Linked DNA regions of Homo sapiens: region 2 is linked to region 1. A link is an interaction called in ENCODE POLR2A ChIA-PET data of the cell type or tissue named here. Cell type or tissue: MCF 10A. All regions are shown on one strand. Each heading gives the region's core, and the rest is flanking DNA. Links, peaks and the distances in the headings are about the cores only.

Region 1 (17,431 bases), core at 5,568-13,567:
TTATAGTTGCTGATACACACATACACACACATATACACACAGACACACACTTAAACAAAAAACCACTAGCAGTAAAATATCTATAAAAGCCCCAAGTATTCCTAAATACAGTTCTCAATAACCCAAGGGTCAAAAAAATTACAAAGGGAATTAGGAAATATTTTGAACTAAGTGATAATAAAAATTACATATCAAAATTCATGGGATGCAGTATACTAGTACTTAGCAGGAAATACATAGCTTTAAATACTTATATAAAAAAAAAAGAAAGAAAGGTCATAAAACATTGACCTAAGTTTTCAACTTAAAAAGGTAGAAAAAGAAGAGCAAATTAAATTTCAAAGAAAGTAGAATAATAATAAGCAGAAATCAAAGAAATAGGAAAAGCTAATAAGGCAAAAAGTTGAAAAAAAAATGAATGAACCTCAATCCCTATTTCACATCACACACACAAAATATTTCTAAATAGTTCATAAACTTAAAAGCCGAAACTATGAAAATTCTAGAAGAAAACAGGAAAATTATTAGCAACATTAGAATAGGCATAAATTTCTTGGGCAACATACAAAGTCATCACTAATAGTCACATACGGGGGTCCTTGATACAATGCCCTTGAAAAGGTTATAAGATAATTTCTGTAACATTCTTGCCAAAAATACCAACCTGAATCTTATCATAAGGAAATATCAGATAAACCCAAATTGACAGACATGTTACAAAATAATAGGCCTATGCTTTTTTATTATTTTTTTTTAAGTTGAGGTCTAAGAAAGACAAAGAAAACTGAGATTAAAAGAAACCAAAGAAACATGACAACTAAACCCAATGTGTGGTCATAGTTTGGATCTAGAGGAAGGAAAAGCTTGTTATGGACATTATTGGGACAAGTGACAAAACCTGAGTATCAACTAGCAATTAAATAATCTTATTATATCAATGTTACAAAGATGAAGAACTCCCTTTGGTCCAATAACTATTATAAAATACTCAACATCATTAGTCTTTAGGAAAACGCAAATTTAAAACCATAGCAAGAAATCATTATACACCCACTAGAATGGCCGAAATTAAAAAGACTGACCCATAACAAGTATGTGGAGCAACTGGAATTTCCAAACATTGCTGATGGGAATGCGGGATGGTACAACCACTTTGGAAAATAATTCAGCAGTTTCTTACAAAGTTAAACATATATTTATCATATAACTGAGCAGTCCCATTTATGAGTATTCACAGAAGAAGTAAGAAAATACACACCCACACAAAGACTTATATGTGAATGTTAACAGTGGCTTTATTCCTAATTGCCAAAAACCGAAAACAATTCAAGTGTCTATTAACTAATGAATGAATGGGGGAAAAATGTGTTAAAGCCAGTTGCTTTAATACTCCTTTTCTTCTAATCCTTAGAAAATATTATCTGGTGTCTGCAGCACATGGATATAGTTAACATGTGACGATCACTACTTTTTATGCAAAGTTTTGAGTATGCATTATTGTTTTCCACTTATTTCTTCTTATTTGCTAGAGTAGGACATTAAGTGAGAAAGGTCTTTGTGAATTCGGTATTAAAGCAACTGGCTTTAGTCATAGCAGATGTGGAAAAACAGGGGAATACCAGCTCTTTTGGTTGGAAGCAGTGCTCTTAACATGCGAACAAAAATAAAAAATCCATCTCTGTATCTAATTACTTCCTGTGCATTCTTTAAACCATGGAAGCCAAATAGATCCTAAATAAGAACATTAACATGACTGCCTTAATGTAGCTAGGGGAAAATGAAGCCACGTGGCTAAAAAGTATCATTGTAAGCTAACAACTAACATGGAGGCTAGAGAAATTTTAAACTGGCAACAGTACTGTAAACTAAAGAGAAGAGATGTTTGGGAGAGTTCTCCTAACCAAATGACCAATAGTAATCAATGGTAATTTATTGAGACAAACTATCTTATCGCATTTCTCCAGCTTTGGAGACAAAAAAGAGTAGAGGTGACTCAAAGTAAAGCAGAAAAAATACTTTAACTCAATTTTAAGAAAAAAGGCTGCAATAAACAGAAAAAACAGTGATGGTCTCCTTACCGCATGTCAAACATCTCTCAAGCAAGTTTACTTTACCACTCAATCCAGGTGGTCCGTTAGCTGTTTTCTTCTATCCTAATAAAATAATTAACCTTCAAGGCAGGAGAGTTAGGCAAATACAGCATCTTTGAACACTTTATCATCTAAAGAGAAGTGGTATAAGCAGGTAACGGGACTGAAAGTAAGATAAGACAAGCACATGACACCAAGGAATAATCTTTCATAAGCTGTTCAGAGAAGAATTATAAATGGCATCTGACTTGAGAAGCCAGAGAGGAAAAATGCCCCATCTTCATGCAGCTTACCAGATAAACTGGAGTAATATCCTGATGAGTCTAGATCCAAAAGGTGGAAACTGCCAGCATCCGAAGGGACAATGAAGGGGTAAGTACACTCTGCCCATCTACCTAATGGCATATGCTGAGCATTAATGGATCTCTTCTCTCAAGGATAATTCAATAGGGTGAAAAAGTCTATCACAGGCCAATGAAAGATACGTTAGGAGCTTTGCCTTAAAGATTCAGATAGGCCAGGCACAGTGGCTCACACCTGTAATCCCAGCACTTTGGGAGGCCGAGGAGGGCAGATCACAAGGTCAAGAGATCAAGACCATCCTGCTCAACATGGTGAAACCCTGTCTCTACTAAAAATACCAAAAAAATTAGCTGGGCGTGGTGGCACGCGCCTGTAGTCCCAGCTACTTGGGAGGCTGAGGCAGGAGAATCGCTTGAATCCAGGAGGCAGAGGTTGCAGTGAGCCTAGATTACACCACTGCACTCCAGCCTGGCGACAGAGCGAGACTCCATCTCAAAAAAAAAAAAAAAAAAAAGATTCAGATAAAAGCATGTTCTGAAACTCAAATACAATTTAGAAGACCTCTGCCTGGATCCCTCAAAGAAGAGGACAAATTCGGTTGCATCTATGAAGAAAGAGCAATAAGCTTTAAGGAGAGAATAGCAAGAGATGCAAAGAGATCCAAAAATAAAATAGAAATGAAAAAAAATGCAACAGCAGAATTTAAATATGCTTTGAAAGCAGTAAAGATTAGAACTAATATACTAGAACATGTATTTCATGAAATGCAGCACAAATTTTGAGAAATTCTACTTCAGTGCAGAAGAAAAGAAGAAAAAGAATGTTAAGAAAAAGAACATTATGGATATAAGGGACAGAGAACAGAGATCCAACTTTTAAGCCTCAGAAGGGTGTTCTCAAGGAATAAATCAAAACAAAAAGAAGAAGAATCTTTTTTTTAAAAAAAATATAACTTCCCCGAGATTAAAAAATACCTACTTTTTGGCCAGGTACACTGGCTCATGCCTGTAATCCCAGCACTTTGGGAGGCTGAGGTGGGTAGATCCATTGAGGCCAGGAGTTCAAGACCAGCCTGGCCAACATGGTGAAACCTTGTCTCTACAAAAAATACAAAAATTAGCTGGGCGTAGTGGCAGGTGCCTGTAATCCCAACTATTCAGGAGGCTGAGGCAGGAGAATTGCTTAAACCCAGGAGGCGAAGGTTGCAGTGAACCAAGATCATGCCACTGCACTCCAGCCTGGGCAACAGAGCAAGACTCTGTCTCCAAAAAAAAAACCTTACATTTTAAAGGGCACATGACATGAGACTCTGGGAAAAATGAAAAAAATCACCTAATCGTCTCCTCACAAAATGTTTAATTGTGAGATTAAAGAAAAAAATCCTACACACTTCCAAGTCAAATAAATAATATCATAAACTTACATAGTGCTTTCCATGTGCCATGTAGATCACAATGCTATTAAGAAACAAAAATTCTAAGTGCTTTACATATACTTTCTTATTGCTGTAACAATGGTATGAGGTAGATATTATCATTTTTCCCACTTAACAGATTAGGAGAATAAAGCATAGAAAAGTTAAGCAGATCACCTAACTAGTAAATGGTGAACTTGGGGTTCAAAACCCAGAAGTTCATTCTCTTGTACTATCCCTCAGAGCAACAGAAATCAAGCTGGACCCCAGCTACTCAGGAGGCTGAGGCAGGAAGATTGCCAGAGCCCAGGAGTTCCAGGTCAGCCTGGGCAACGTAGTAAGACCCCATCTCAAAACTAAGAAATTCAAGCTAGAAATCCCAAAAGCCAGAAGACATCAAAACAACTATGTTTAAGGATCATGGAGTAGTTTACACACGGGGCCTAAACCTCTTGGCACATGCACTATAATAGTTATTTCCTTCTTCCTATACGGTACATTTTAATAGTGTGGCCTGTATTCTTAAGCAAGGCGTGCCAATCAAGACTGCTGCCCTTCCCTGCAAGGTACCTGCAAACAATGGGAGAGAAACTTTGCAAACGTCCTTCATGAGTTTTTTTTGGCTGGGAAATCCTACTTTCTTTGATGTGGTCTCCCTATTTTATTTAAGGAGATACATCACTCCCACTCCCCTACTCCCTCCCCAAAAGAGACTAATAAGGACTAATGGAATTTCACCTGGATATGTCTAATGAAGGATTTTTCTTTTTTCCTTATTTTTATTTATTTCAGTATTTCAACTTTTATTTCAGATACAGCAGATCCATGTAGAGGTTCGTTACATGGGTATACTGTACCCAGGTAGTGAACACAGTACCCAGTAGGTAGCTTTTCAACCCATACCCCACCCCCTCTAGCAGTCTGCAGTGTCTGTTGTTCCCATGTTTATGTCCATGTATGCTCAATGTTTAGCTCCCATTTATAAGTAAGAACTTGCAGTATCTGCTTTTCTCTTACTGAATTAATTTGCTTAGGATTATGGCGTCCGGCTCCATCCATGTTGCTGTGAAGGACATGACTTTGTTCTTTTTTATGGTTGCATAGCATTCCATGGTGTATAGTACCACATTTTCTTTATCCAGTCCACCACTGATTGGCACTAGGTTGATTCCACGTCTTTGCTATTGTGAGTAGCGCAGCAATGCACATATGAGTGGATGTGTCTTTTTGGTATAATGATCCATTTCCCTTTGGGTATACACCCAGCAGTGGATTCCTGAGTTAAATGGTTGCTCTGTTTTAAGTTATTTGAGAAATCTCCAAGCTGCTTTCCACAGTGGCTGAACTAATTTACATCCCATCAACAGTGTATAAGCATTCCCTTTTCTCTGCAGCCTCATACTGGTACAAAAACAGATATAGAGACCAATGGAACAGAATGGAAAACTCAGAAATAAAGCTGCACACTCACATACAACTGATTTTCGACAAGGCCAACAAAAACAAGCAATGGGGAAAGGAATTCCTATTCAATAAATGGTGCTCAGATAACTGGCTAGTTATATGTAGCAAAATGAAACTGGACCCTTACCTTTCACCACATATCAAAATTAACTCAAGATGGATTAAAGATTTAAATGTATACCCTCAAACTATAAAAATCCTAGAAGAAAACCTAGGAAATACCCTTCTTGACATCAGCCTTGGCAAAGAATTTTTGGTTAAGTCCCCAAGAGCAATTGCAACAAAAACAAAAATTGACAAGTGGGACCTAATTAATTAACTAATTAAACTAAAGAGCCTCTGTATAGCAAAAGAAACTATTAAAGTAAACAGACAACTTACGGAATAGGAGAAAATATTTACAAACTGCATCCAACAATGGTCTAATATCCAGAATCTACAAGGAACTTAATTCAACAAGCAAAAAACAAATAACCCCATTAAAAAACAGGCAAAAGACATGAACAGACACTTCTCAAAAGAAGGCATACAAGTGGCTAATAAACATATGAAAAAATGCTCAATATCACTAATCATCAGAGAAATGCAGATTAAAAGCACAATAAGATGCCATCTCAAACCAGTTAGAATGGCTATGATTACAACATCAAATAATAAGGTGTTTTTTTAACTGCAGGTCACAACACCTTACTAGGTCATGAGATCAATTTAATACAGTTGCAACCAGCATTTCAGGGAGAAATAAACAGAACTAAAATAGAGTGCAACAAATACAGCAAGAGTACATAATTTTTTTATGTATACATTTTTTTTCATTTATAAATGTATTATTACATAAAATGTATATTGTATCTGTGTTGTGTTAAAAAACGCTTAAAAGCCACGGGTAATAGGACTCTGTCACATATATAAAACATGATTTTGCCCCAGGGAGCATTATTAATACATTTTATCAGAGGCCTATAATATTTACCTCTGGTAAGTTTATTAAAGAAAGTGCCAGAACCCAAGTTATAAAAATTAGCTCTAATAGATATTAGATATATCATAAAACTACAATAATCAAAATAGTGTCATACTGTTAGGAATGCAGATTAGTGAATCAGAACAGAAAGTCCAAAAAGAGACCTAAATATTTATATGAAGAATTTGGTATATGCTAAAAGTAACATCCCGCTTTATCCCTAGTGGGGTAAAATATGGGTTGTTAAATGATGTTGACACAATTGGCTAATTAGCTGGGGAGGAAATTAAGTTGGAACTATACCTCACATCAGAAAAAAATTCCAAATGGATGAAAAATTTAGAGAAAAACAACAAAAGTGAAGGGAGCAAAAGGAAGTTTTTTGTGTTTGTTGGCTTTTCAATAACCTTGCAACAGAAAAAATCTTTCTAAATATGAAACCCAGGAGCCATAAAAGGAAAGTCTGACAAATTCGAATATTTTAAAGTATACATAGAGAAAAAAAATAAGCCTCAAAAATTGTAATTTAAATCACAGATGATTTTTCAAATAAAGAGCTCCTAAAATTAATATGAAAACAGTCAATAACTCAAAAAACAGACAAGACAGGAGCAGTTTGCAGAAAATAAATATAAGTGCCTCTTAAACCTATGAAAATATGCTCCACCACACTCCAAGAAAATTGTAAATTAATCCTATACTGCAATTTTATTTTTTTACTTCATATAGGCAAAGATCAAAATGTTTGATAACACACTGAATCTTCAAGGTGCGGAGAAAGAATTCTCATATTTTGCTGATCACAGTATATACTGTTAAAATTTCCATGAAGGCCAATCAAAATTAATATGTCTCCATTGTGCTAGCAATTCAATTTGTGGGAATCTATCTTATATCTATCTTGGAATATGTGAGAAATTACAAATGTGTAAGATGATTCACTGTGACACTTTTGTAATAGTGAAAGATTTGAAACAAGTTAAATACTCGTTAATAGGAGACTCAATGAATAATTAAATTATGGTCATTCCATACAGCTAGAAAGAAGAAAAAAGAGAAGGGGAAGAGGAGAGAGAGGAAGGAGAAAGAAGATAACCTATTTTTCAATCTAGAAATATAAAATGATAGCCCACTATCAACTAGATGAAGGACTGAAAAAGTTTCCCTAAAAAATTCTCAATCATCTAGAATCATGAGCTAAAGATGCATGCTCCCTAGCAGTTAGGTATCATTTCCAAGTATTAATACATTATCCTGTAAATTCCAGATAGAAAAGAATTTACTTACAAGTTTAAAGTTATTTCTTAAATCTTGACTGATCTTTGGAGAAATAGATCTAACTCAGGTAAAGATAGTTTAGAAATTAAATTTCTAGACAGAATCAGCTATATTATTTTTAATCCCACTCTTCTTCCTTTTCATATCATATTCTTACAGATTTATGGAGAATAGCTCAAAGAAAGGGCAAAAGGCAATATATTTTTAATTATAAAATCTTGCTCCCAAATTAGAAAGAAACAAATCAGGCCAAAAAATAAAAAAGGCAGTAACACAGCCTGAGTCCTGCAAACCCCAAAATGCTGTTAACTACTTTAAAAAAAGAAAAAATTCTGCTTTCATTCAAGGAGTTTGTCCATGCTTACACACCCTGGAAATCCCCTCTGCTTCACACCTAACCCAGAATCTGCTCTAAAGTGCCAACACAGTGTCTAACTTCCCTTCGTCCTTGGAAGGAAATGTGTAGAAAATTTAAGCCCCTTCACCGATCAAATCGCTTCACTTCTCTGGGCCTTACGTTCCTCAGGAATAAAGTGGGGTTATTAACACATACTTCGAAGGGCTATTGTAAGGACTCAAGAAAATTAAATGATTTGACTGTAAAAAGTCTATACTATAAAAGCCCCTGTATGTGCTTTAGGTAAATAATAATACCACAAGTTTTACCAATAGTTTGTCAACATTTATAACTCTTTGGGTTTTAACACTGGATACCAGGAAAGTAACTTTGCCTGCTTCCTGTTCCTGACTGAGAAATGGGCTCCGGTCTTCACATGGCAGTAGAGTAGATGAATCCCTGAAAGGACCCATAACCTAACTGCTTCCACATGTATAAGAAAAATATGTCTACATTTCAGTTGTTTCCAGGTATTCTGATTCAGGGGCCAAAAAGACCATTTAGCTTGTCGCCTTCAAAGGGCACTAGACTGAGGTAAGATCGATCCCTTTGTAGTATGCATGTATGCATGGTTCATAAATCATGTTTTTTGGCTGAGGATTGCCTGTAGTGCATCCTTAAGGATTACTTTATGCTTTACAATGTGCATATGTCTTCTGATCTATCCTCAAAACAAACTTGTGAGAAAACAGATGCAGACAGAAAGACCAAATTAATGACAACAAAAAAATACAGAATCTTTATTTCTAATTCCCAGTTTACTAATGACTTCATTGAGTTGAATGAGCTGTTTCCTTTCTTTATAAAGCAGAAACAATTTATCAGTCACTTGCAGAAGCCATCAAGTTTTCAATGTTCCCACAGAAATGAAGCAGAATTTACTACCATCTATACTCAATTCTATTGCTAATTTTTTAAAAAAAGAAAATAGTTTGGGCAATTTTTGTCCTCTTTTAGTGAAAAAAATCGGAAGCAGAGAAGAGAATGAAAAAGGAAAAATTTAAATTCCTGAAATTTCTAGTGCATAAATTCAACAGTAAATCTGACTAATGTTAAATATGTAGACAGTAAATCTTTGTGCACTGCAGTAGTAACAGAGTAGCCTGTGAAAGTTATCCAAGTGGAAAGCAGAAAGGAAATGGGAAGTGATTTTACTCTGAAAGAAAACCAAAAGGTGAAAGAGTCCAACAGTAAATAGGACAGGCAGGAATACTCAGGTAGAAATCTTGGGGATATCCCAGGAACATTCATCAGCTCAAATGACGTGTCTTGTACATCTCATCAGTGGTTTTCCCTCCGCTGTCTAACTTATACAAATATCTGAGTAACTCAAGAGCAACGTACAACTGGAAGATGAGTCATTCCACCAGTAATCAACGAGATTAAGGGAAATTCTATTTTCCTGTGAACTTTGGCACAGTTTGAATCTGTTTCATTATTCCTGCTAGGAATCACTACGAATCCAGGTTTGCACACCTTTTCTTCTGCCATTATCAAGCAAATAATAGTAAGCTAAGTGTTAGGTAATTTCCCATCCTCAGAAAACATACACCAGTCTCATAAGGAGGCAGAATTACCAGTATGGTTAAACAGCAAGTGTTACTGAGTCCAAAGATGTGGGTCTGAATCCTGACTTCATCACTTAACCTGTGTGGTTTCAGCAAGTTACCGAACTTTTCTGAGCCTCAGTTTCCTCATTTGTCAAGGAGAGAAAATACTCATTCCCTCAAAGTTATTGTAAAGATTAACTGAAATGGTAGCTATGACATAATAAATGTAAGCACTGGATTATTTAATGTATAAATAACTGTATTTATTACACACCTACTGGATGCCAAGCATTGTGGAAAATAGGAAAAAGGGTGTCCTGTCCCTCAGAGTTTCTAATCTGGTTGAAATAACAATAGATACTGATATGAAAAACTAAACAACACTAAAAAAAGAACACATAGTATAGGATCAATAGCCAGATGTGTGCCAGGGTTAATAAATGCTACAAGTTCAAAGGAAGAAAAGATAAATGCAGACTACAGGGGTCAAAAAAGGTTGTGTGACAGAAAAGGGACTGAGATAGTCACGAAGGAAAAACAGGATTTGGAGGTAGAAGTATATTTTAGATGAGGGGAAAAAGAAGAGGAAGAAAACACAAAGCAGTCTAGAGCCACTAATTAGCTGGCACTGGCTGACGCACGTGTCTGTAGAGGAGAGTGGCAAGCAATGAGGCCTGAAAAGTAGGCTGCGACCAAACTGGAGGAATTACTTGCAGGGCAGGAATGGGAAACTGCTGAAGGTTTTGAGGCAGGGGAGTAATAGGATTACATCAGTGTTTTGAAAAGAATGACCTGGAGTGCGAGATCCACTGCTGATTAGGAGAGGAGCGTCAACAGCAGCACCGTGGTTCTTCTGTGGATTTCTTCTGTTGGAATCTGGACGACTGGAATGATGGAAATGTGTGGGATTTGCCAATCTCCCAAATCAAGTATCCAGAGAATCAGTGAAGAGAACGTTTGAATTCACACTTACGGTGGTGGGAAATCCAGGAAAGACAACATTAATCAACTCATGATTCCTCATAGATTTGCATTCTCCAGAATATCCAAGTCTTTCTCATAGAATTATTACTAAAAAGACTGTACAGGAGGAACAATCCAAAGTTTTAATCAAGGAAGGTAGTGTTAAGTTGCTGCTCACAATAGTTGATACCAAATAGGATTTGGAGATGCAGTAGATAATAGTAATTGCTGGCAGCTCGTCATCAACTACATTGATAGTAAATCTGTGGACTACCTAAATGCAGAATCACAAGTGAACAGATTTCAGATGCCTGATAACAGGGTGCCGGGTTTATACTTCACTGCTCCTTCAGGACATGGAATTAAACCAGATAATAACTTTAAAACAGATAATGAAAGAAATCTAAGAACTTAAAATATATAAATTTCCAGAAACAGGTGAAGAAGACAACAAGCTTGTTAAAAAGAAGAAGGACCATTTACCTCTTGCTTAGGTAGGTAGTAATACTATATCATTGAACTTAATGGCAAAAGGGTTAGGGGAAGGCAGTATCCTTGGGGTGTTGGTAAAGTTGAAAATGGTGAACATTGTTTTTACAATTCTAAGAAATATGTTGATAACACATATGCACGATTTGAAAGATGTTACTAAATGCCCACTATGAAAGGAGAAAACTGGCAGTTGTGACTTATAATGGAGTTGATAACAAATAAGGGCTTACTAAGAGCCTTCTGGCACAAATGGAAGAAGAAAGAAGGGAGCATGTAGCTAAAATGAAGAAGACGGAGCTGGAAATGGAGCAGGTGTTTGAAATGAAGGTAAAAAAAAAAAGTTCAAAAACTGAAGGACTCTGAAGTTGAGCTCCAATGGCAGTGCCATGAGCAAATGAAAAAGAAGCATAACACAAAGAATTAGAGAAGAAACAACATCAGTTTGAGGATGAGGATGCAAACTGGGAAGCTCAACAACATATTTCAGAACAAAACTCTTTGAGAACCTTCAAAAAGAAAAAGAATAAAGAGATCTTTTAAACTATTGATCAATAGTTACGTATTATTAATAGTTACGAATATCCCAACTTGGACATCAGTGTTTGTTGGATCCATTTGACCAATTTGCACCAGTTTTATCCATAGTGATAGATTTAACAGCATGACAAAAATTATTTTGTTGTTGTTCTTAATGGAGATTAAGATGCCTTGAATTGTTTAGGGTGTTGTGTACTTATTAATAGAAAGTAACAGGCCAGGCACCGTGGCTCACACTGTAATCCCAGCACTTTGGGAGGCCAAGGCAGGCAGATCACTTGAGGTCAGGAGTTCGAGACCAGCCTGGCCAACATGCTGAAACCCTCTCTCTACTAAAAATACAAAAATTAGCTGGGTGTGGCAGCGGGTGCCTGGGTTTTAAACACAAGTTTAGCTTCACTGATCACATAGTTTACAGGAACAATGAATGCTGTGGTTTGGATCTGATCATCCAGCTCTGCTAATCTGGTACTTAATAATCAGTTCTTGTTTACTAATAGTCATCTGACGTTTCTCTGATTGTAAGTGGAGAAGCCTTGTACCATCAACACAATGGTGAATGACTTGGGAAGAAACCACATCCAAAAATATCCACAGGTCTGGCCCATGTTTAGGATAGGCTCCTAAGTATATTTTGAAAAAAATGAACGTCCGGGCGCGGTGGCTCACGCCTGTAATCCCAGCACTTTGAGAGGCCGAGGCGGGAGGATCACGAGGTCAGGAGATTGAGACTATCCTGGCTAACATAGTGAAACCCCATCTCTACTAAAAATAAAAAAAATTAGCTGGGCGTGGTGGCGGGCGCCTGTAGTCCCAGCTATTTGGTAGGCTGAGGCAGGAGAATGGCGTGAACCCAGGAGACGGAGCTTGCAGTGAGCCGAGATGGAGCCACTGCACTCCCGCCTGGGCGACAGAGCAAGATTCCGTCTCAAAAAAAAAAAAAAGAAAAGAAAAAAGAAAAAAATGAACTACCATTATTAGGGCAAGAAATATTGACAACGACTACAAAAAAAGGTATTAATTTATGATAGGAACTTTCACCTAAGTCTAATGATTCCTAAGCATCTACTCTGCGAATAAGTTCTTTTCATTTCCCACTGACATTGTATCTGGGGACACTGTACCTTGATATGGCCTTATCATATTTTCTTGAAAAACACCCTCTGCCTATTTTTCTCATTTTGGAGAATTTTACAGGTTAAATAATCAAGATAAGCATTTATACTGCATGAATCTGCAAAGGAACTACAGTATTTTTATTGATATGACAGAATGCACTTTTGCCATTAGTGGTTTTTCAGTCAGCTTGCAAAGAATCACACTGTTAAAGCAGTGATCAGCCTAGAGAGAAGCCTGCTTTTGAGACAACCTGAGTTATCTGCTAATTCAAAACATCTGAACAAAAATATTCCTGGCACAAATGCAGTGAACTCATTACAAAAACAAAAACAAAAACAAAAATAAAACACCTATGTTTAAATTAGCCCTGTAGGTAGCTCAATCCATATGCATTCCACCCTTCCAATTTTAAGTCTCTGAAAGAAAAGCCAGCACTCTTTTAAACACAGGAAATCACATTTTACTTCTCTGCAGCTGCTTCATAACCAAGGAAAATGCAAAAGCAAAGAGGAAATGTGCCGGAGATCTTATTAACAAAGAGTGGAAATCCCCACACTCCACATCTCCCAGTTAGCACTGTTGGGGACATAGGCTCTCAGGTTCATATTTCCCTTTGTGAAATGCCTAACCACACCAGAATTAATCTGCAGTTGCCACCTATGATAAAAGCAGGGGTTGTGCACACTGGAGTATTCCACATTGCCTCTTCAGCTATAGCTTTTACCACACAATGGATTAACTTGTACAGGATTTTTTCAAACTCCTCCCCTAACCCAGAAAAAAAATGTTAATAACCTCTTTGCAAAGCAAAAACAATGCAGTACAGTAGGAAACCTTTATAGAATTGACTCTGAATCTAAATTAGTTGTTCTACTCTATTAAGAAATTTTATCTTGTGCGTTTCAAAAATGGAAAAAGAAACGTGCAAATGACATGACAATTTTCAGCATTTAAAAAGTATAATTTGCTTTAAGAAGGGGACTTTCATTCTCTATAGTGGTATTTCTGAACTGTTTATATCCTTTCTAATGAATATATACTATTTATATTATAATGAATATATAATATGTTTACTTGAGGAAATCTTTACTATAGGAAGATTAGGAAGATGTTGCTTCTGCATGAAAATCACTAAGAAAGCACTGTTTTATAATCTCCCTTTTCATAACTTCTATCCTGAAAGCATATGTGTATTTGTCAGCTTTTTTTTTTTTTTTTTTTTTTAAATAGACACCAGGTCTCGCTATGTTGCCCAGGCTTGTCTTAAACTCCTGGGCTCAAGCAATCCTCCCACCTCAGCTTCCCGAAGTGCTGGGATTACAGTTGTGAGCCACCACAGCTGGCCCTTTGTTAGCTTATAAAAAAAGATTTTCAAGATGAAAATCTTAAACATATATAAAAGTAGACAGAATAGTATAATAAATCCCCATGAACCCATAAACTAGCTTTATCATCTCATGACCAATCTTGTTTCATATATAACTCCATCTATTCCATCCCCTATTTCCCAGTTATTTTTGAAGCATATCTCAGACATCACATCATTTAATCCATAAATATTTCAGTGTTTAGCTCTGAATCTAAAGAGTTTGGGTCAGGCATGGTGGCTCACGCCTGTAATCCCAGCACTTTGGGAGGCCAAAATGGGAAATCACTTGAGCCCACGAGTTCGAGACCAGCCTGGGCAACATGGTGAAACCCCCTCTCTACAAAAAGTACAAAACTTAGCTGATGTGGTGGCAGGCACCTGTAGTCCTAGCTACTCAGGAGGCTGAGGTGGGATGATCACCTGAGCCCGGGAGGTTGAGGCTGTGGTGAGCTGTGATTGTGCCACTGCACTCCAGCCTGGGTAACAGATTGAGACCCTGCCTCAAAAAAAAAAGAGTTTTAACTCACTAGCATTATTAACCCTAAATAAAAATCAACAAAAATGTCTTAATAACTCCAATAACTGGTGTTCAGATTCCTCTGATTGTTCAAATCAGGAACTAAGGGCCCAATATGATCCATACACTGCAAATGGTTGCTTTATCTCAAATTGCTTTTATCTATAGATCATTGCTCCATCTCTTTTTTTTTTTTTTGGCAATTCATTTATTGGAAGAAACTGGGTTGTCTTGCAGTTTCCCACAGATGGTATTTGGTAATTGTACCCTTGAGGTGTAATTTAACATATTCCTCTGCCCCCTGTATTTCCAGTAAATTAGTAGTGAGCTCTAGATGCTTGATCAGATTCATGCATCTAGATTCAGGTTTGATATTTTCACATACCAAATCCTTAACTCTCCTATTTACTATTTCTTAAAATCTTGAAGAACCACGAGCCAAATTTCAACCTATAGCTAAAAAGTAGTGCTGGTTAATAAGGAGGTGTCATGTGCTCTGCTCAAGACATAACAACTTGGAATTTCTCCCTTTAGATATTAAGGAAAGGAGAAAGGTAGACTAAAGAGCTTCACATCATCAAAACCTCAACAACGATTTGATGCTGCCTTCCTTCCCTCCCAAACTGACACTGTGCTACATACAGACTCTGCACTTTTAATTCACCTAAATCACAACTTCCTGTTCTACTGTGCACTGTCTTTGGGGCTCCACTCTCATCTCTGTTCCCACTAGGAAAAGCTGACCTTATCTAACTTTTCTTAACACATAACTATGTGTTATGTGTTAGTTAGAAAGCCTTAACATTGCAGAGCTGGAGTGGGCTTTGGAGATCATCTGGTCCAACTGTCTCTGTTTAAAGACCAGGAAAAAGAACGAAAGTGCTGAAGTAACTTTTCCAAGGTTATTATAAAGATATATGTTAAGTTAGTTAATATTTATAAAGTACTCATAACAGTGACTAGCTTATAATAACCCTTATATAAACATTTGCTTTTTAAAAAGCAAGTTAAAATTAGTTAAGAAACAGAATTAGTACTTGAGTGAGGACCTCTTAAATTTCTCTAAGAACACAAATAATACTCCCTTCTACTTTGCAGTTTGGGGGAATAATGCACTCTACATATACCAAAATGTTCCAGATAACTGAGGCATGTTCCTTTAAACAACCAATTTTATTTCGTTTTAATCTTTTAAAGTCAAGATAATCCAAGATGGAAACTGTTGTCAGAAATATAGTATACAGTTTCCTTCATCAAATGAAGAACACTGAACACTATCTTATTAAACTTCTCAGTGACCCTTTCATTATGAACACAGGGAAGCTTAATGAATAGAACTCATATTTGGGAATCAGACAGATGTGCATTCAAATCTTAATTCTGTTACTTACAAACCTTGCTTGGCAAGTCACTTAACCTCTCTGAGGTTTAGCAAAAAAGGGGAGGCTGCCTTCCTTGTAGGATTGTCACAAAAATTAGAGATCCCTCTCTCCCCACGGTCTCCCTCTCCCTCTCTTTCCACCGTCTCCCTCTGATGCGGAGCTGAAGCTGGACTGTACTGCTGCCATCTCGGCTCACTGCAACCTCCCTGCCTGATTCTCCTGCCTTAGCCTCCCAAGTGCCTACAATTGCAGGCGCGCACCGCCACGCCTGACTGGTTTTTGTATTTTTTTGGTGGAGACGGGGTTTCGCTGTGTTGGCCGGGCTGGTCTCCAACTCCTAACCGCGAGTGATCCGCCAGCCTCGGCCTCCCGAGGTGCCGGGATTGAGACGGAGTCTCGCTCACTCAGTGCTCAATGTTGCCCAGGCTGGAGTGCAGTGGCGTGATCTCGGCTAGCTACAACCTCCACCTCCCAGCCGCCTGCCTTGGCCTCCCAAAGTGCCGAGATTACAGCCTCTGCCCGGCCGCCACCCCGTCTGGGAAGTGAGGAGCGTCTCTGCCTGGCCGCCCATCGTCTGGGATGCGAGGAGCCCCTCTGCCCGGCTGCCCAGTCTGGGAAGTGAGGAGCGCCTCTTCCCAGCCGCCATCCCGTCTAGGAAATGAGGATAGTCTCTGTCCGGCCGCCCACCGTCTGAGATGTGGGGAGCGCCTCTGCTCCGCCTCCCCGTCTGGGATGTGAGGAGCGCCTCTGCCCGGCCGCCACCCCGTCTGGGAGGTGAGGAGCGTCTCTGCCCGGCCGACCCGTCTGAGAAGTGAGGAGCCCCTCCGCCCGGCAGCCGCCCCGTCTGGGAAGTGAGGAGCGTCTCCGCCAGGCAGCCGCCCTGTCTGGGAGGGAGGCGGAGGTGGGGGGGTCAGCCCCCGCCCGGCCAGCCGCCCCGTCCGGGAGGGAGGTGGGGGGCGCCTCCACCCGGCCGCTGCCCCATCCGGGAGGTGGGAGGCACCTCTGCCTGGCCGCCCCTTCTGGGAAGTGAGGAGCCCCTCTGCCCGGCCACCATCCCGTCTGGGAGGTGTACCCAACAGCTCATTGAGAACGGGCCATGATGATGATGGCGGTTTTGTGGAATAGAAAAGGGGGAAAGGTGGGGAAAAGATAGAGAAATCAGATTGTTGCTGTGTCTGTGTAGAAAGAAGCAGACATGGGAGACTTCATTTTGTTCTGTACTAAGAAAAATTCTTCTGCCTTGGGATGCTGTTGATCTATGACCTTATCCCCAACCCTGTGCTCTCTGAAACATGTGCTGTGTCCACTCAGGGTTGAATGGATTAAGGGCGGTGCAAGATGTGCTTTGTTAAACAGATGCTTGAAGGCAGCATGCTCGTTGAGAGTCATCACCACTCCCTAATCTCAAGTACCCAGGGACACAGACACTGCGGAGGGCCGCAGGGTCCTCTGCCTAGGAAAACCGGAGACCTTTGTTCACTTGTTTATCTGCTGACCTTCCCTCCACTATTGTCCTATGACCCTGCCAAATCCCCCTCTGCGAGAAACACCCAAGAATGATCAATAAAAAAAAAAAAAAAAAGATGGATTAA
Region 2 (13,819 bases), core at 314-8,313, 75 kb before region 1:
AACTTAGAATGGCTATGTGCACTGTATTTAAAGAGTTTTGTTTGTTTCACTTAATGAATCTTAATCTTAAAAAGGTTAAGATTTTAAGAGAATTAAGAGGTTTAATGACAACAGAGTTGACATATTTTTCCCAAAGTCCTAGACTTTCATTCCTTTAAGCACATTCTTTTCCTCTTTTTTAGATTCCACTGTCATCACTTTAGTTCAAGATGTCATTAGGTCTTTTGGTTGGTCTTTCAATGCTGTTTCTCCTGTGACATTGCCAGGTTAACTTTCCTACAACCTGGCTTTCTTTGTGTCATTTTCCTATACATACTCATCCTCCAAATCCTAATTTCTGGCATTGGTAGGCTGTCCAAACCTACAGGTGTAAACAAATCCAGAGAACTACCCAGTGAGGGGCGGTCTAGATATGTGGGTTTGGGAATTACAAATGCATACCACAGGGCATGATAGTGCGGCACGGTAAAAGACCACAGACTTTGGTGTCAGATTGGCATTTCAATTCTGAATCTGTTACTTTTATTAACGATTCAGGGAAGTGACTTAATTGCACCTCAGTTTTCTCATTTGTAAAATGAGAATCTAATTTCTTCATAGGATTGTTTAAGCACAGTGCCCACCTTTAATACAGTGTTTGGTTTCTGGCCCTTCACATAAAACGCAGAGAAAAAAAAAAAAGATGTGTTAACTTAGAATGGCTATGTGCACTGTATTTAGAGTTTTGTTTGTTTGACTTAATGAACAGATATTATATCTAATTTAAAAATTTAAGGCCAGGCACGGTGGCTCATGCCTGTAATCCCAGCACTTTGGGAGGCCGAGGTGGGTGGAGCACAAGGTCAGGAGATCAAGACCATCCTGGCTAACACAGTGAAACCCCGTCTCTACTAGAAATACAAAAAAAATTAGCCGGGCTTGGTGGCATACGCCTGTAGTCCCAGCGGAGGCTGAGGCAGGAGAATCTCTTGTACCCGGGAGGCAGAGGTTGCAGTGAGCCGAGATAGCACCACTGTACTCCAGTCTGGGCAACAGAGCAAGACGCTGTCTCAAATAAAAAATAGAAGTTTAAGAAGGTGAAAAGGCAAAATTGGAAAGGGGAACTATAAATATTTTAATATATTCAGATATCTCCCTAGTCAAAACATTAACTGTAAATTGATTTAAGTTACATGGTCATTTTTGCCTGTGGAAGAGGATAGATTTGAAAGAAACAAAACTGAAGATGAGAAACCAGTTAGGAGGCTATGATAGGGATTTAAGCAGGTACTAACAAGGATCTGATGAGAAAGATATGGTAAAAGAAGAAGAGAAAAGAATGGATTTGAGAAACAGAGCTGGGCATAGTGGTTGATGCCTGTAACCCCAGCACTTTGGGAGGTCTAGGTGGGAGGATCGCTTGAGTCTGGGAGTTTGAGATCCGCCTGGGCAACATAGGGAGACTTTGTCTCTACGAAAAATTTAAAAATTAGTTGGATGTGGTGGCGCACGTCTGTGGTCCCAGCTACTCAGGATGCAGAGGCAGGAGGATCATTTCAGCCTAGGAGGTCAAGGCTGCAGTGAGCTGTGATGGCGCCACTGCACTGTAGCCTGGGTGACAGAGCAAGACTCTGTCGAGAGAGAGAAAGAGAGAGAGAGAGAGAAGGAAGGAAGGAAGGAAAGGAAGGAAGGGAAGGAAAGGAAGGAAGAGAAGGAAGGAAGAGAAGGAGGGAAGGAAGGAGTGAAGGAGGGAAGGAGGGAGGGAGGAAGAAAGGAAAGAAAAGAAAGAAAAGAAAAATGAAAGAAAGAAGGAGAAAGAGAGAGAAAGAAAGAAGATGAGAGAGAGAGAGAAATAATTAGGAGGTAAAATTGGCAAGACTTGGTGAACATTTGGTACCACCTATTGGTGTAGATGTCTGGCAGGAAGATGGCAAGTTCAGTTTTGGACATACAGTATTTAGTTTCAAGTACCTGTCTAAGGTAAAGATGCAGAGATAGAACATCAGAGAACACCAACATTTAAGGAGTAAGAGAAGGAAGGGAAGTTCAAAAACAAGAGAGAACAAGGAATGGTCAGAGAGTGTAATGAGAAGGATAAGAATGTGAAGTCACAGAATTCAAAGACATAGACAATTTCAAGAAGAAAGGAATCTATAAAGTATTAAATGCAGAAAAAGAGTGATAAAGACTAAAATATGTTCATCAAAACTGGCAATTAGGAAGTTACTGCTGTCCTGAGGGAGAGCATTTTCAATGCAATGATGGAGACTAAGCCAGACTTCAGTGGGCTTAGGGGTTAGGGAGCAAATGGGTAGCAAGAAAAGAATTGTATACCAGTCTTTTGAGAGGTTTAGATGAGGAGGACAGAAACTAGAGCAAGCTAGCTATTTATGAGTTAGTGATTAAAGCAATGGAGATCCAAGAGAATCAGAAAAGCATGTCTCAAAGAGTCTACCATGGTATTTCAAGAAAACAGATAAATAGATCAGTAGGTTAAAATATAAAGAACAGTGTGTTACACGGGAAAGAACAAGGAATTTGGAATGAGACATGTCTAATCCTGTTACTTTGCCATTTACTAGCTATGAGACAAGTTACTTAACCTTTTCTGGGTCTTAGTTTCCTTATGCTTTTTTTTTTTTTTTTTTTTTTGGAGATGGGGTCTTGCTGTGTTGCCCAGGTTGGAGTGCAGTGGCACAATCTCGGCTCAATGCAACCTCCGCCTCCTGGGCTCAAGATGTCCTCCCACCTCAGCCTCCCCAGTAGCTGGGACTATATGTGTGTATCACTCTGCCTGGCTAATTTTTTGTTTTCTGTTTTTTGTGGTGTTTTTTTGTTTGTTTTTTTGGTAGAGATGGGTTTTGTCACCTTGCCCAGGCTGGTCTCAAAATCCTGAGCTCAAGCAATCCACCACCTCGGCCTCCCAAAATGCTGGGATCACAGGCATGAGCCACCACGCCTGGCTAGTTTCCACATTCTTAAGGAGGTAATACCAATAACAGCTGTAAGAATTAAATGAGGTACTCCATATACAAGTGTCTAGCATTGGCAACTTTTGCTTGGTCTACAGAAGGTACTAAAAAATATTAGCTTCCCAAGAGAAGAAGCAGAGGCTGTTTGTCCAGGCCAAGAAGAAAGCTGCTGGCAAAGGGGACGTCCCCACTAAAAGACCACCTGTCCTTCGAGCAGGAGTTAACACCATCACCACCTTGGAGGAGAACAAGAAGGCTCAGCTGGTGGTGACTGCACATGAAGTGGATCCCATCAAGCTAGTTGTCTTCCTGCTTGCCTTGTGTCATAAAATGGGGGTCCCTTACTGCATTATCAAGGGGAAGGCAAGACTGGGACATCTAGTCCACAGGAAGACCTGCACCACTGTCAACTTTACACAGGTTAACTCGGAAGACAAAGACACTTTGGCTAAGCTGGTGGAAGCTATCAGGACCAATTACAATGACAGATATGATGAAATCCGCCATCACTAGGGAGGCAATGTCCTGGGTCCCAAGTCTGTGGCTCGCATCACCAAGCTCGAAAAGGCAAAGGCTAAAGAACTTTCCACTAAACTGAGTTAAATGTACACTGTTGAGTTTTCTGTACATAAAAATAATTAAAATAATACAAATTTTCCTTCAAAAAATATTAGCTTCCATTTCCCCTTGGAGGTTACTGGTAACATTGAAAGAGTGCCATTTCAATTAAGCAGTGAAGATGTATCTTAAGTTGCAGGATTAAAGCATTCAGTTATAAGATATTAAAAATAGGGAACAGGTGTGGTGGCTCATGCCTGTAATCCCAGCACTTTGGGAGGCCAAGGTGGGAGGATCACTTGAAGCCAGGAGTTTGAGACCAGCCTGGGAAACAAAGCGAGATTCTGTCTCTACAAAAACATTAAAAAAAAAATTAGTTGGGCATGGTGGTGTGTGCTTGCAGTCTCAGCTACTCTGGGAGCTGGGTGGGAGGATTACTTGAGCCCAGGAGTTCAGAGGCTACAGTAAGCTATGATCACACCACTGCACTCCAAACTGGGTGACACAGTGAGACCCTTACTCTTAAAAAAAAAAAAAAAAAAGGAACAACAGTTGAAAGAGGAAAGAAAGGATTTGAGAGAGTTAATCACATTTGAAGTCTAAAAAAAAATGAAGTAAGTAAAAGTGCCAAGAGGGAAGTAAGGCTAGGGGCGTAGGAGCCTTTGTGTCTCATATATGATTAGCATACATCCAAAAATTATTTGAAAGAGTGTCTTACTGCATCATATAAATGACATTTGCAGCAGAGATGGTTTTAAGAGGCTGAACATGGACAGAAAAGATCAAAGGACAAACAAAGCTATCTTAAAGAGGAAAGTTGGTGCAGTTCATACCTAATGTTGATCATTTCAGTAAAGATCTAGGAAACACAGTATTTGGAAAAAATAGTTTCCAAAGCAGATGCGAATCCAAGTATCCTTGGGCCTAATTGTTAATGAATGTGAAACACACGGCTACAGAATCTGTGGGTAGAAAACATTCCCTAATTGCACAATCTCTAAACCTTTCCATCTGATTTCAACTACAATGACGTGCAAGTAAACATACTTCTCACCTTTTCCAACCCTACATGCACAAAGAATTACTCTCTTCGAGCACACATTTCATTGAAAGATGCGTCTTGACATGATTTCTTAGACAAATTCAAAGTTATTTTCTATATAAGGGAGTAGAGTAAGTAGTATTAATAAGTGTTTTTCAGATCCATATTTTGATCATAAGGAAAGCCTGAGCTTTAACAAACTTAAGAGGACTGAGCAGAGTCACGAAGCAAGAAAATATTATAATGGAATCTAATGGTATTATTTTTCTACATCTCTCTTCCTAATAAATATATGAATTGTAACTTTGCCTTCAAAATGCAGAGCACAGACTTCTTACCAATTGCACATTTACTGAACATAAATCAAGGTGGAAGAACCACTGCAGAGCTCAGGAAAAACACATGCTGTGATCATTGTAAGGGAAAAGAAATGTGAACATAGTTTTTCTGTGCAGGGAAAAAAAAAGGAAACGAAAAAAATTAGAGAACTACTCAAAGACAAAGGAAAAAAATCCTTCAATACTGTAGAAGGTAAAGAAAGAAGCAACAAGCAAATTTTAGGGTGGCCTAACACAGGTAATCTGAGGAAATACAAAGGATGATTTCTCCACAAAATCCTCTTCCACCCTTGCACCATGGAGAGGACTGCATGCTTTTCTTAAACGAAGGGATTGCACGTTGGCAATTGTTAGAATGTGGAAGCTGACTGATTTTACTATAGGAAATTAGTTTTGACAGACATCCTAATTAAGCACAGTAGATAAGACTACTGTATAGAACTAAGCTGGCTGTGCACTGAACAACTCTAGAGGCAATATTCATTGTCTCTACAACAATTCTAGAGACAAAGTTACAATTCATATATTTATTAGGAAGAGAGATGTAGAAAAATAATACTCTAGAGTTATGCAATGCCGTAGCCGATGGTAAGTACCTATCAGAAACAATGTTAGCTCCATGAGTGAAGGGAGTTTTCTCTACTTAATTCATTGGTGTATCCCTGGCGCAAAAAACAGGGCCTGATGCTTATGATGATCAATAAGTATTTGCCGAATGGGTTGACGAATGAAAAGAAAAGGGGAAACTGAAGTTTGAGAGCACAGAAGAGAGATGGATTTCTTAAAACTGAAAGAGATTAAGAGAATGAGTCCAAAAATCCAGAACCTTGGAATGGAACTCCTACCTGTTGTAAAAGAGGAAGGAGGGCTGGGCGCAGTGGCTCATGCCTGCAATCCCAGCACTTTGGTAGGCTGAGGCGGGCAGATCATGAGGTCAGGAGACCAAGACCATCCTGGCTAACATGGTGAAACCCCGCCTCTACTAAAAATACAAAAAAATTAGCCGGTCGTGGTGGCATGCATCTGTAGTCCCAGCTACTCAGGAGGCTGAGGCAGGAGAATCACTTGAACCTGGGAGGTGGAGGTTGCAGTGAGCCAAGATCATGCCACTGCACTCCAGCCTGGCAACGAAGAAAGATTCTGTCTCAAAAAAAAAGAGGAAGGAGAAGGAATGGTAGAAACAGTTTGGGACGTTGCCAGATTTTACCATGCTCTGGCAAGGACTTACTATGGGCCAAGCAAAAATTAAGTAATAAAAAGGGGTGGAAACACCACGTTAGCAGAGATGGAGGTTTTCTTCTTAATTGGCAGGCTAAGTATGTCAAGAAAAGTTTACATAATTGCTGTTTTTCTATCAAAAACTTCTACATGGGTTGAGGCAGGAGAACTGCTTGAGGCCAGGAGTTAGAAACTAACCTGGGCAACACAGTGAGACCCCATCTCTACAAAAATTTTTTTTTTTTACATTAGCTAGGCATGGTGGCGCATGCCTATAATCCCAGCTACTTGGGAAGCTGAGGTGAGAGGACTGCTTGAGGCCAGGAGTCTGAGGCTGCAGTAAGCTATGTTTGTGTCACTGCACTCCAGCCTGGGTGACAAAGTGAGACCCTGTCTCAAAAAAACTCCAAAATGAAAAAAAAAAAAAATCTGCATGGCCATACCAAACAGGGGGATGGAAGTCAGAATAAAAGATATGATTTTCATTATGATATAAACCATCTCCCCAAATATTAATAAAATCTTGAACCTATGATTAAGTGAGATAAACACTGCAGAAGTGATCTGTAAACTGTTATATGCTACCATGGTATAAGCTGTTTTTCTTATCCAATTAACAGAAACAGAGTTCATAAAGATTAACCAGCCATTTGATGTCTACTGACTATATATTGTGCTTTAGCAAGTATGCATGTATATAATAAAGTTCATAACTTATGCAATTCCTTGTGTATATGTGACTTTCATTCTGTTTTATTTATCAGGTTTCAACTAGACCTAAAGTTCCTTAGATTGAATAAACCTATACTTTACAACCCTCAACATCATCTTTACGTGATCCATAAACACATATCAAATTTCTAAGGACCCCTGGGGTATGGCTGATTCTAAGGACTTTCCTTTCACATTCCCAGTATTTTTAAATTTCAGCTATAAAAATTTATTTCAAGAGAGTTGGCGCCTCTATCTGTCCTACTATGACTACTCCAATTCATCTCAACAAGGAAATATGTTAATTTGCTCTAAATTCTGAGCAATGCAAATGGACTTACTAACCATATGTTTTCTGTTCACAATCTGTTTTCTGCCAGGATTATCTGGCATAGCTCATGTATAATTTCCATTAAAACAACAAAGCCAAACAAATACAAAAACACATAGCTCTTTGCTGTACATAAAAAAAAATCTATAGTTGGCTTTTGTGGGAGGAACCACTTCCACTCTCAGCCACTCAAGGTTTATCAGGATATACTAGTTGAGAAGCGTGAAAAATAAAAACTGGTAATTTCCCATAACCAAAACAAAAAGTGTTACAAGATACTTAAATGATCCTTGGCAATACTTTTATTCTATTTAGTATATGATTAGGAGTTTAGTAGATTAAAAAACCCACCAAATAAAAGACAACTGGTATATATTCTCCTCAGACATGGTAATGTGATGTAAGGTAGTAAACCTTGAACTTCATTTTTGTATGGGTAATAAATTCACATGGCTCAAACTCCAAAAGAAACCAAATGATATTCAATAAAAAGTTTCTCTCCCACTCCATCCCCCAGCCACCTAGCTGTTCTCCCGAGAGGCAACCAGTATTATCCATTTCTTCAGTAGCCTTCTAGAGACTAGACATCAACAAGCAAGTGTGTGTGTGTGTGTGTGTGTGTGTGTGTGTGTGTGTGTGTTCTCTTTTCCTGTCTTTACACAGTTGGTGGCATACTGCATAACATTTCTCAGTAGTATCTTAGGCACTACTCCCACCATGCCATGTTTAGGCAACAGGCTTCTTGCATGTCTTCTTTGATTGAACAATACCAGCTTCTCAAGTGTTGTGGAGGAGTTTGAGACCAGCAGACTTGGAAGAAAAGTGTGTTGTAATTAATTGGTAATATCTGCCATAACCATCTATTCCTATTCTGTGCTTTTACCGTATCTTCCACATACCTCTTTCACAAGAATCACCAGGTTTCACTAACTTGAAAAGGCATATCTGAGAGTACGGACTATGTCCTTTCATAATTGTAATGCAGGATACCTACCCAGCACAGTGCCTAACATATAAGTACTCGATGAATACTTACTAAATGAATCCCACAGTCAAAATCCCCAATGTTTAGGGAGAACAAGACAGCTTTTCATATTCCTGAATGAGTTACTTTCTCCCGCTCAAAGATATACTTGATTGACCCTATAACTGTAGATTTGTAATGAAATCATATTTGAAAGCTATGTGATACTGCTTTCCCCATCTCTATCAGAATTTACAGTAATGGGTTGGGCGTGGTGGCTCACGCCTGTAATCCCAATACCTTGGGAGGCCAAGGCGGGTGGATTGCTTGAGTCCAGGAGTTAGAGACCAGCCTGGGCAACATGGCGAAACCCGTTTCTACTAAAAATACAAAAATGAGCCAGGAGTTATGGCGCATACCTGTAATCCCAGCCACTAGAGAGGCTGAGGCAGGAGAATTGCTTGAACCTGGGAGGCAGAGGTTGCAGTGAGCAGAGATTGCACCACTGCACTCCAGCCTGGGCCACAGAGTGATACTTGGTCTCAAAAAAAAAAAAAAAAAAAAGAATTTACAGTAATGACATCTGGCTGGCACTCGAGCTTCTTGAGAAAAAAAATATGTACCCAGAAGTTTACACAGGATCCTATCATATATGTAATCAACTAGTTTCTAATCACTGCCCTCTAAAGAGAAAATGATTGTGTAACATGTGATTTCTGAAACAAAAGTGGGGTCTAGGGAGGTCAGGCGATGGTGAAAGAAAACTCAATGGAAACATCATGAGTGATAAAGAAAGCTTGTGATTGTTTGAAAAAAATCCAGTGAATGAAAAAAATTGACAAAGAACATGTCAATTAAGCCTTTCTCATTAAAGACCCCACCTGCTAATCATTCTCAAAGCTCTTTCTAAACTTACATTTTTCATATAAGTACTGCCATCTACAGGGCATAATGTAAACAAAGTATTTTATGAGGGGTGGGGAGTAACTGAAATGAAAAGGTTGGCATACTATAGGCCAACATCTTCATGCCCTTTTAAAATACCAGCATTAATGGGGAAAAGACTCCCTATTCAATAAATGGTGCCGGGATAGCTGGCCAGTCATAGCAGGAGAATGAAACTGGACCTTTACCTTTCACCATATACAAAAATTAAGTCAAGATGGATTAAAGATTTAAACATAAAACCTCAAACTATAGAAATCCTAAAAGAAAACCTAGTAAACACCATTCTGGACGTCGGCCTTCAGAAAGAATTTATGACTAAGTCCTCAAAAGCAACTGCAATAAAAACAAAAATCAACAAGTGGGACCTAATTAAACTAAAGAGCTTCTGCACAACAAAAGAAACTATTAACAGAAGAAATAGATAACCTACAAATAGGAGAAAATAATCGCAAACTACGCATCCAACAAAAATCTAATATCCAGGAATCTATAAGGAGCTTAAGCAATTTAATAAGCAAAAAACAAATAGTCCCATTACAAAGTGGGCAAAAGACATGAATAGACACTTCTCAAAAGAAGACATACAAGTGGACAACAAACATGAAAAAATGCTCAATATCGCTAATCATCAGAGAACTATAAATCAAAACCATAATGAGATCCCATCTCATACCAGTCAGAATGGATATTGTTAAAAAGTAAAAAACAGATGCTGGCAAGGCTGTGGAGAAAAGGGAAGGCTCATACACTGTTGGTGGGAATATAGATTGGTTCAGTCACCATGGAAAGCAGTTTGGAGATTTTTCAAATAACTTAGAACTACCATTCAACCCAGCAATCCCATTACTGGGTATATATTAAAAATAAAATCATTTTACCAAAAAGACACATGCACTCATATGTTCATCGCAACATTATTCACAATAGCAGAGACATGGACTCAACCTAGATGCCCATCAATGGTGGACTGGATAAAGAAAATGTGGTACATATGCACCATGGAATACTATGTGGCCACAGAAAAGAACAAAATCATGTCCTTCGCAGCAACATGGATGCAGCCGGAGGCGATTATCCTATGCAAATTAACACAGGAACAGAAAGCTAAATACTGCATGTTCTCACTTACAAGTATGAGATAAACATTGGGTACTCATGGATATAAAGATGGCAACAACGGACACTGGGACTACTAGCGGGGAGATGGAGGGAGGAAGGCAAGGGTTGAAAACACTAACTATTGGGTACTATGTTCACTACCTGGGTGAGGGGATCATTCGTAATCCAAACCTCAGCATCGTGCAATATATCTGTGTAACAAATCTGTACATGTAGCCCCAGAATCTAAAACAGAAGTTGAAATTATTTTTTTAACTCTATATTTATTCAGAGTTACATGTTATGTTTTCTTTTTTCACACACAAGGGAAGGCAATAATGCTCAATGGCTGGCTATTATCTTTTAAAAATTAATATTGTAAAGCTAGCACTTATGATTTTAAGTCTTCATTTATTTATTTATTTTGAGACGGAGTCTTGCTCTATCGCCCAGGCTGGAGTGCAGTGGCGCGATCTTGGCTCACTGCAACCTCCACTTCCTGGGTTCAAGCGATTCTTCTGCCTCAGCCTCCCAAGTAGCTGGGACTACAGGCGTGTGCCACCACGCCCGGCTAATTTTTGTATTTTTAGTAAAGATGGGATTTCACCATATTGGCCAGGCTGGTCTCGAACTCCTGACCTTGTGATCCACCGACCTCGGCCTCCCAAAGTGCTGGGATTACAGGCATGAGCCACTGCGCCCGGCTGATTTAAGTCTTTAAATTACCTGTTACGTATTTCTGCGGGCTTGTGCAAAAAAAAATTACTTGTTACTTAACTGTGAACAATAAAGAAAAAAATTATAATTTTAAACTAAAATTTTAAAAAAAGTTTAAAATATGCCCAAATTCCTATTTATTTCATTTTGCTGTAAGATATAAACTGGGACTCTCTGAGAAGTAGAGAGTCCCTGGGAGAAGTAAGGATATTTTTGGTGGGAGTTCTCTTATGTAAGGATAGACCAGGATGGAAGAGGAAGAAGAACATTAAAAGCTAAAGGACTGGTTCAGATTTATAGGTGCAAGCTGGAGAAACCTGAATGAAGGAAAGCACAGATGATTTCCATGCTTCTAAGGGGACATTATGCCAATGTGTTGTATTGTCATAACATAACTTTTTTTTTTTTGAGACAGAGTCTCGCTCTGTCACCCAGGCTGGAGTGCAGTGGTGCGATCTCAGCTCACTGCAAGCTCTGCCTCCCACGTTCTCGCCATTCTCCTGCCTCAGCCTCCCAAGTAGCTGGGACTACAGGCGCCTGCCACCACGCCCGACTAAATTTTTTGTATTTTTAGTAGAGACGGGGTTTCACCATGTTGGCCAGGATGGTCTTCATCTCCTGACCTCGTGATCCACCCACCTCGGCCTCCCAAAGTGCTGGGATTACAGGCATGAGCCACCGCGCCTGGCTAACATAACTTTTAAGGAAAATAAGTGGAATCCATTAAAACTGTTTCTTATAATCAAAAGGAAGAAATCTGATTTTAGAGATAACCAAAATCCACCAATATCACAAGGACGGTAAGAATTTTTCTTGGGGCCAGGCACGGTGGCTCACGCCTGTATCCCAGAACTTTGGGAGACAGAGGCGGGTGGATCGCTTGAGCTTAGGAGTTCAAGACTAGCCATGGGGAACATGGTGAAACCCTGTCTCTTCAAAATATACAAAAATTAGCCAGGTGTGTTAGTGCATGTCTCTAGGCCCAGTTACTTGGGAGGCTGAAGTGGGAGGATCACCTGAGCCTGGGAGTTTGAGGCTGCAGTGAGCCATGATTGCACCACTGCACTCCAGCCTGGATGATACAGAGAGATCGTGTCTCAAAAAATAATGAAATAATAATAATAATTTTTGCTTGTTTGTTTAACCATCTATTTTCAATTGGGTATTAAATTTTATCTTTCTCCTCAAATCTCGTCACAGTAAAGTTGCCACAAGTTTGGTAATAGAACAAAGTTAGGCAATATTTATTACTCCCCCCAACCCATCACTGCCTATCTCCAAAGTACTACTTTATTATGTGGTGCTGTCTAAACAGCGTTGTTGTCTGAACAGTGGAGTCAGCCCCTTTTCCACTCTCCAAATCTGATTATCAAAGTCTAACCTGCCAAGATCCAGATTAAATGCCAATTTCCACATAATTATTTGATCCCTCCTTAGCTAAAAGTAGTTTTCCTTAGCCTGTGGATGTTTTAGCTCTTTGCCTAAACATTTCTTACAGCCCTTGTAAATATTCTACATATTAATGATTTAGGTATCTGTGGGATTATAAACCCCTAAACAAAGGAAGGGACTACATTTTATTCATCTTTGCATCTGTCATAGTATCTAGCACAGAGCCTGGCACATGATGAGGAGTTAAAGATTTAATGAATATTGAATGTTTGTATTTGAAAGCTTACATGGCTAACACCAAATAGTTAATTTGAGAAACATCATGGCACAAATATTAACAACAGAGGGTCTTTGTTAAATATTTCACAGACTAGGAAAGCTAGAATCTATACCAACTATAGTAAAATATACATACTTAAGCTGGTGGTTTTATGAGAGTAATAACAGGTATCACTAGGTCACCAGAAGTCTAGTGAAAACTTAGAGTTACAGCTTTGGTTAGGCTAGAGGCAAGTGATTTAGGAGCTATGCTTCTTAAGCTCTTTTCTCATTTGTTTATTTATTTTATTTTATTTTTTAAAGATGGGGTTTCGTTATGTTGCCCAGGCTGGTCTTGAACTCCTAAGCTCAAGCAATCTGCCTGTCTTGGCCTCACAAAGTGCTGGGCTTACAGGTGTGAGCCACTGTGCCCAGCCCTAAGCTGTTTTCTACTCTTCACTATAATTTATAGATTAGACAGGTTGTACAGTTGCCAGGGAGATGTCATGGCTACCAAAAAAGAAAGCATAAACACATTTTAAAATACACCAAGTGGGCCAGGCGCGGTGGCTCATGCCTGTAATCCCAGCACTTTGGGAGGCCAAGGTGGGTGGATCACCTGAGCTCAGGAGTTCGAGACCAGCCTGGTCACCATGGTGAAACCCCATCTCTACTAAAAATACAAAAATTAGCTGAGCATGGTGGTGGACACCTGTAATCCCAGCTACTCGGGAGGCTGAGGCAGGAGAATCGCTTGAACCTGGGAGGCAGAGGTTGTAGTGAGCCGAGATCGCACCACTGCACTCCAGCCTGGGCGACAAGAGCAAAACTCCATCTTAAAAAAAAGAAAAAAAAATACACCAAGTGTTGGGTAGAAAAGCAGGTATTAAACAGAATTCTTAGCTTTTTGTTTATTGATTTAGTTTCTTGGGGCTTCCTTCATTACAGGAGAAAAATCTCCTACACCAAAGTATTCAAGTTCTCAGTAAATGTATTCAGAAGTCCTAGTAAATACATGTATGTGGTAAGTCATACTATATTAACTATAATAAAGTTCCTCTTGAAACAATAAAGATTAATACATTTAGGAAAGAATAAAATAAAACCTATGCAAACATGGAAAAAAATTTCTGATACTAGCAACACTTACATGGAAGAGAAGATTGGATGTGAACATGGATAGGTAGAAATAATTAGCAGGTCAGAACTATAATTAAGGTAAAAGAGATTAGATTAAAGGACATCATTCGTCTAACCCTGGACACAATCAATAAACTTTCCACAATCCCAGAA

What was found. Peaks named below come from ENCODE experiments on the same cell type or tissue, not always from the same donor. Only the 100,000 strongest peaks of a DNase experiment are listed, where the experiment ranks them.
Region 2: POLR2A ChIA-PET joins it to region 1 with 6 read pairs; 2 of 35 experiments call an interaction of 5 or more read pairs at or near these places.

Annotation. Positions count from the first base shown.
Region 1 is chr14:35,151,925-35,169,355 of GRCh38, reverse strand. The region is part of intron 4 of PRORP (protein only RNase P catalytic subunit); the gene reads right to left. The region is part of intron 4 of PRORP-PSMA6 (PRORP-PSMA6 readthrough); the gene reads right to left. It also overlaps the pseudogene SEPTIN7P1. Among named protein-coding and RNA genes, the nearest start is that of PRORP, 38 kb to the right of the region's middle. RefSeq lists enhancers at 9,119-9,413, 15,970-16,471. In MCF 10A, for the core only: no CTCF peak of the experiment used is centred there; DNase peaks (open chromatin) are centred at 9,205 and 13,155.
Region 2 is chr14:35,224,909-35,238,727 of GRCh38, reverse strand. All of the region lies in intron 5 of PRORP (protein only RNase P catalytic subunit), which reads right to left. The region is part of intron 5 of PRORP-PSMA6 (PRORP-PSMA6 readthrough); the gene reads right to left. It also overlaps the pseudogene RPL7AP3. Among named protein-coding and RNA genes, the nearest start is that of PSMA6, 61 kb to the left of the region's middle. In MCF 10A, for the core only: no CTCF peak of the experiment used is centred there; a DNase peak (open chromatin) is centred at 4,507.